2 separate regions of the Mus musculus genome follow, and region 2 is linked to region 1. A link is a loop called in an ENCODE intact Hi-C map of the cell type or tissue named here. Cell type or tissue: heart. All regions are shown on one strand. Each heading gives the region's core, and the rest is flanking DNA. Links, peaks and the distances in the headings are about the cores only.

The links. Peaks named below come from ENCODE experiments on the same cell type or tissue, not always from the same donor. Only the 100,000 strongest peaks of a DNase experiment are listed, where the experiment ranks them.
Region 2: a loop joins it to region 1, with 5 times the contacts of the local background. A loop is called at or near these places in 10 of 42 quality-filtered maps.

The regions. Positions count from the first base shown.
Region 1 is chr2:180,567,984-180,570,890 of GRCm38, reverse strand. The region is part of intron 3 of Gm30144 (a long non-coding RNA gene); the gene reads left to right. Among named protein-coding and RNA genes, the nearest start is that of Mrgbp, 12 kb to the left of the region's middle. In heart, for the core only: no CTCF peak of the experiment used is centred there; a DNase peak (open chromatin) is centred at 1,440.
Region 2 is chr2:180,778,341-180,781,247 of GRCm38, reverse strand. No RefSeq gene overlaps it. Among named protein-coding and RNA genes, the nearest start is that of Bhlhe23, 2.9 kb to the right of the region's middle. In heart, for the core only: a CTCF peak has its summit at 1,566 (motif pointing right); a DNase peak (open chromatin) is centred at 1,597; H3K27me3 peaks cover 2,243 bases.

The DNA.
Region 1 (2,907 bases), core at 202-2,701:
TCCTTCTGGTTTCTTGTTAGAGGGCATCTGAGGGGGTTAAGCGTAAAGCAGACCAAGCTTCTTTTGATGGATGGGGAGCAACTGGAGGGTTCTGGGGCTGTGGAGTGTGCGGAACTGAAGCTGAAGGCAGGGACTCCATGGGGCTGGAGAGGACCACATCCCTAGGTCTTGGAATCTGTTCTGTTGGCCCAGATGTAAATCTATTCTCTCTCTAAGGAGACTGTCACTTTGCCCAGTGGTTCTCAGGAAGAAAGGAATCATTTATCAAGTAAACTGAGGGCTTTCTGGGGAGAAAAGGGAGCTATGGGTCACCACTGTGCCAAACACCCTATGGAGGATATGGACCTGAGTCTTACCTGCTCGGCTCCATACTGGCTCATAGGACAGAGATGCTGTCCGGCAAAAATGGGATGTGAATTGCAGATACTGAGAGCCCAGGAGCTGTGAGCTGGTGGTAGGCTTGTCTGTGGTTGGAGCTTCCAAACTGAGCTCTGATAACCGCAGATCATGGGAGCAGACATCCCTGGCTCAGCTCTCTGTAGTTCCTACCTGAGAGTCCTTTGCCCTCGACTATGTACAGAGATTGTGACTCCCAGCGCAGAGGCCACGGTTCTGTTCGGCCCCTGTGCACAAGCTTCTTACACTCTCTTGGTTCATCGGGGTGACCTATGTGGACCTGGAGCAGATACTCTGCCACCCGCTGGGATAAGTGCCTCATTAGTTCATCTTCCTAAGGTCTGTGTGGTGACCCCTGCACAGCAGGCTGAGAGAGGACAGACAGACAAGCTCTAGGCCAGGGGTGTAGGCTAGTGCTATCTCAGAATGAGGGACCTTTTGTCCTTGATCCATCTAGTTCCATCTAGCCTTATAAGCCCTTCCTTCCCTCCTGGGCTGAGAGCTCTGCTCTCAGAACCACAGATCATCTGGGTCTCAGAGGTATGGGGTATATATAGGAACAATCCTGAATGACCTGGGTGATTCAGAGAGGAGAGCCATTCTCACTTGTCCACAGCGACACAGGCTGCTCATTTATGTGTTGGTAACTGGAGCAAAGATGTGTTTGATGGAGCCCAAACATCCCTGTTGGATACTGCGTCTGTCCCTGCTGTGGTCGGGCTGCCTCCAAGAGCCACAGAGTTCTCACAGCTTCCAGTCACACGGTTGTTAGAGAGCAACGCTCGCTGTGAGCTTTAAGAAAGGCACTGTCTTGGTCTGGCTTGTCCAGGGACTCAAGGCCAGTCTCCTTAGGGGGCTTTTCTTTCCTTGAAGTTTCTGGTCACTGAGGCTGGTATGGCTAGGTTCTCTCAGGGCTGCAGTAGAGATGGAGAAATGGGCTGGCTAGCTGGGTCATTGATAGACCCCAGGGATTTCATTTGTTCTTGGCAGTGAGCTGGGCTGTCCCAGGTCTCCCTGCTTGGCTAGCTGTACCTAATTGGCTGCCTTCCTACGGCTTGGACTTTTGCCAGCTTCGAGGTCCAGGGCAAGAGGCCCTCTCATACTTTGTAAATCCCCAAGCTTGTGGAGTGTGGATGTGGAGAATAGAGCCTCTTCCTTCTCTGCCTCGGGTGTGTGCTTTTCCTCTTTGGCTGAGGAAATGAAAAGTATTTTTGATGTTTTCTTTCAAAGCTTGACACATTGCAATTGCTTATGAAATCTCAACAGACAGCTGACACATCCCAGTTTCCTGAAACTGAGCAGGCTGGGGGTAGGGGAAGGCTGGCAAGCATGGGTCTCCTTCACTGTTTCTTATGGGAGCTTTTTCAGAGCAGAACCAGAAACTCCAGTGTGAGTATGGGGCAAACCTGGACCCCAGGAGGAAGAATAGACTACCTGGCCTCCTGTCTCCTTACTCTAGCTAGTAGTAGGTAGAAAGGCTGCTGCCCACTCCTGCCCAATTCTTACCCTGCAGGCCATCAAAGCTGTTCCCACCTGGATGCCAGTGGCTTTCTAGGTAGGAGAAATCATATGTTTCCTGTGGAGACCACATGTGGGGTGACTACATTGGACAGAGTTCCTGTGCTCTCTGGGAACAGAAGACCACCTCCAGGCCCTAGCACCTCCCATTTCTAGCCCTCTGTTAGTCTGGAGGGTCAGGAATAAAGCTCTATCCCAGGGACAGCTTGGATTCATGGCTTAGCCTTAACTAGAGTTCTTTAACATGGGTTTGAGAGGACACTGAGATGAATTGTTGGGGTAAGGAGTTTATTAGAAGAGTTATCAACAATATGGACAGACTGACAGACAACAGCATGGCAGAGGCTCTGAGAAGACTTCGGCACCCATAGACAGATGGTGTAGTAGGGGTTCTGAAAAGAGGGGATCAAGGCTTTCATGGCAGGGAGGTCTCTTGTCACATGCTTTTGAGGATGAGGGAGTTTATAGCACAAGCCTGTAGCCAGGCTCTCTGATTCTCAGGCAGGAATCAGAGAAGAGGGTGGAGGGCAGGACAATGACCTCTCAGGACAAACACACTTCTCCAGGGGAGAGAAGTAGGAAGCTTGTAGGAGGGGGAGAACTGAAGTTTATGTGTGTGCACATGTGTAGGTCCCTGTAGAGGCTAGAAGACGATGTAGGATCCTCGGGAGTTATAATTACAGGTGGTTGTGAGCCTTCTGATGTAGGTGTTGGGAACTGAACTCAGGTCCTCTCTCTACAAGCAGAACAAGTCCTCTTAATCACTGAGCCATCTCCTCAGATCCATTCTTTTTTCATTTAATCCAAGAAAGGACCAAATATCTTTCATTTGTATATTTGATCCAAGAAGATTACCAAACAGGAAATCTGTCTTTTTTCCCACTGGGGTACTGATTGTGAATTTAAGTTGACGTTGTGTTCTGTGTTAGTCTGGTCAAGATTCTGGAGACACCATAAGGTCTTCCAAAAAGATCCATTTCACCTTGGTCTGAA
Region 2 (2,907 bases), core at 163-2,662, 210 kb before region 1:
TGTGTGAGCATGTGTATGTGAGAGCATGGGTATGTGTATGAGAGAGAGCATATGTGTGTGAGCATGTGTGCTGTGTAAGCATGTGTGTGTGTGTGTGTGTGAGTGTGTGTGAGAGAGAGAGAGAGAGAGAGAGAGACAGCACCTGTATGGAGGTCAGATGACAACTTTCAGGACTCACTTCTCTTATGTAGGTTCTAGGGATTGAACTCTGGTGACCAGGCTTATGAAGCGATCTTGCCAACCCTAAAAACATAAATAAAACATACACAGGACACTTCCTCATCACCTTGGAAAAGGCTAGCAGATGCTCCTGTGGGGGAAGGGAGAATAAAGGGGAAAGGATGAGGTCTTGTCAATTCTCCTGCAGCTGGTGCGCAGATGGGAGCATGTCCCTTGTGGAGCTTCTAAAAAGATCCTGGGGAAAAAAGAAAGAAAGAAAGAAAGAAAGAAAGAAAGAAAGAAAGAAAGAAAGAAAGAAAGAAAGAAAGGGAAAAGAAAAGAAAAGAAAAGAAGAAGAGGAAAGGAGAGGAGAGGAGAGGAGAGGAGAGGAGAGAAGAGAAGAGAAGAGAAGAGAAAAGAAAAGAAAAGAAAAGAAAAGAAAAGAAAAGAAAAGAAAAGAAAAGAAAAGAAGAGAGGGCACAAAGGCAAGACTTTCCCCCATGGCCCCTGTGGTGGTTTGAATAAGAATAGGTTCATATATTTGAATGCTCAGTCATCAGGGAGTGTTACTACTACTTGAGAAAGATTAAGAGGCATGGCTTTGTTGGAGTGGGTGTGGCCTTGTTGGAGGAAGCGTGTCCTGGGGATGAGCTTTGAGACTTCAAACGCCCAAACCAGGTCCTGTGTGTTCTTCCTGCAGCTTGCAGATCCAGATATAGAACTCTCCACTACTTTTCCAGCACCATTTCTGCCTGTGTGCCTCCCTGCTTCCTGTCATAATGGCAATAGACTAAACTTCTGAAAGAGTTGCTGTGGTCATGGTGTCTCTTCACAGCAATAGAACAGAGCCTAAGACAGTCCCCCGTGGGAAATGAAAAGTCCATGCCCAGAAAGAATTTGAGGGCATGGACTCGTGCCACCCAGAAGCACTTGGGAAGTCTGCATGAGGCAAGGGTCACCAGGTTCCCTCATATGAGATGGCTGAATTACCCAGAGGAGGCCACCATTACCTGACATCCAAACAGTGGGGGAAGAGTCTCATCCAAAATCTAAGGTCCATTTTAACCTCAAAAAAAAGCCAGACCACGCCCACTCTGAGTCAGGATGGGGCTGTCCTGGCTCCAGTCCCATGCGTTATCCTAAGACCATGTGTGTTACGGAGAGGACCCACATCTGTAATGGGAACGTACAAATGGTTGGTGCAGAGCATCATGTCCTCCCATGCTTCGTGGATGAGAGGCATCAAGAGCGCTGCCTTCTCAGCTGTGGTCCTACTCAGCCCTGGTATGCCTACGGCGCCCAGCTCCAGCAAAGGAACGTTGGATAGGGGTGATGGTAAACCTGGGGTTTCTCCAATTGCCCACCAATCTGGGAAAGAGCCTGAGAAGTTGCTTGTGCAATCTCCTTATCATCCAGCAGGTGGCAGTGTGGCACTACAGGTGGCAGTGTGGCACTGCAAAACTCTGCCTCTCCTTGCAGCTCGCCTATTGCAAGTTGGTTTGCAGTTTGTTTGGTTTGTTGGTTTTGATAGGATCTCATATGTATCTCTGAATGTCCTGAAACCCACTGTGGAGACCAGGCTGGCCTTGAACTTAGAGATCCACCTGCATCTGTTTCACAAGTGCTGGGTTTAAAGGCAAGTGCTACCACACCCAGCCATCTTGCCTATTACAAACAGGTGGCTGGCAACCATGCCTGTCCCCAACCTAACCCTTCAGAGCTGTGATGGATGCAACTGAATGTTCTCAATTAACTGGATGTCTCCATTTCTTTTTCGTCTCTGTGATAAACACTCTGGCAGAAAGCAACTTGCAGAAGGGTGGGTTTTAGTTCATGGTTCAAGGTAGAGTCCATCGTGTGAGAAAATCGAGGTGGCGGGAGCTTGAAGCAGATGACCACATCATACACACAGCCAGAATAGGAGAGCAACTGATGCTTATATCACTCTCTTCATTTAACAGCCCAGGATCCCACCCCAGGGCACAGTAGACCTGCCTTCTCAGCCTACCGTCATGACCAAGATGTCTCCTACAGAAATACTCAGCTATACCTCCCAGGTGATTATAGATTCTGTCAGACAACTAACATTAGTCTTCTAACTGGAGGACATCTACTCTCCTGGCTGGGCAGTTTAGAAAGCTCAGAGTCTATCCCTCATAGACCCAGGTTGTATCTTTAATGCAAATCAATAGCAGTCATTGTTAAAGCAAAGCTTGAAGACCCACCACATCCATGGCCATGGCCTAGAGTTTAGTGCACCCTGCTGACACCCCACTCATAACAATATCCACTCCACATCACCCAAGAGCCTCCCATTCAGCATGGCCACAGGAGCCGTCCTCCACCCACAGGCTGAGACCTGGATCCGTGCAAACAGCGCTCTCTTCCTAGCCTCCCACACTGCTTTGGTCAGGCTCTGGAAGCTCTACTGGACTGGAGCAGACAAGTGCAATGCTGTCCTCCCCTTCCAATCTATGCAGTTGCTGCCACAGGGGCAGCTTCAAAACTACTCTCTTGGGATGTCATTCTGGAGGCCAACCTCCCTGTCATCCAAGGAGACAGACTCCCCTGAACAGCTTCAGGGGCTTGTGCTACTACTGTGTGCCTTTCCATCTTTGCATCCCAATGGCCCCATTATTCCTCTTGTAGATCTTGTCTCTTGTTGCCTGAAGTGATCCATAGCCTCAGGACTGCCAACTCCCACCCATACCACCATCAGCCCAGGGACAAGTACTTGGAAAAGGACTC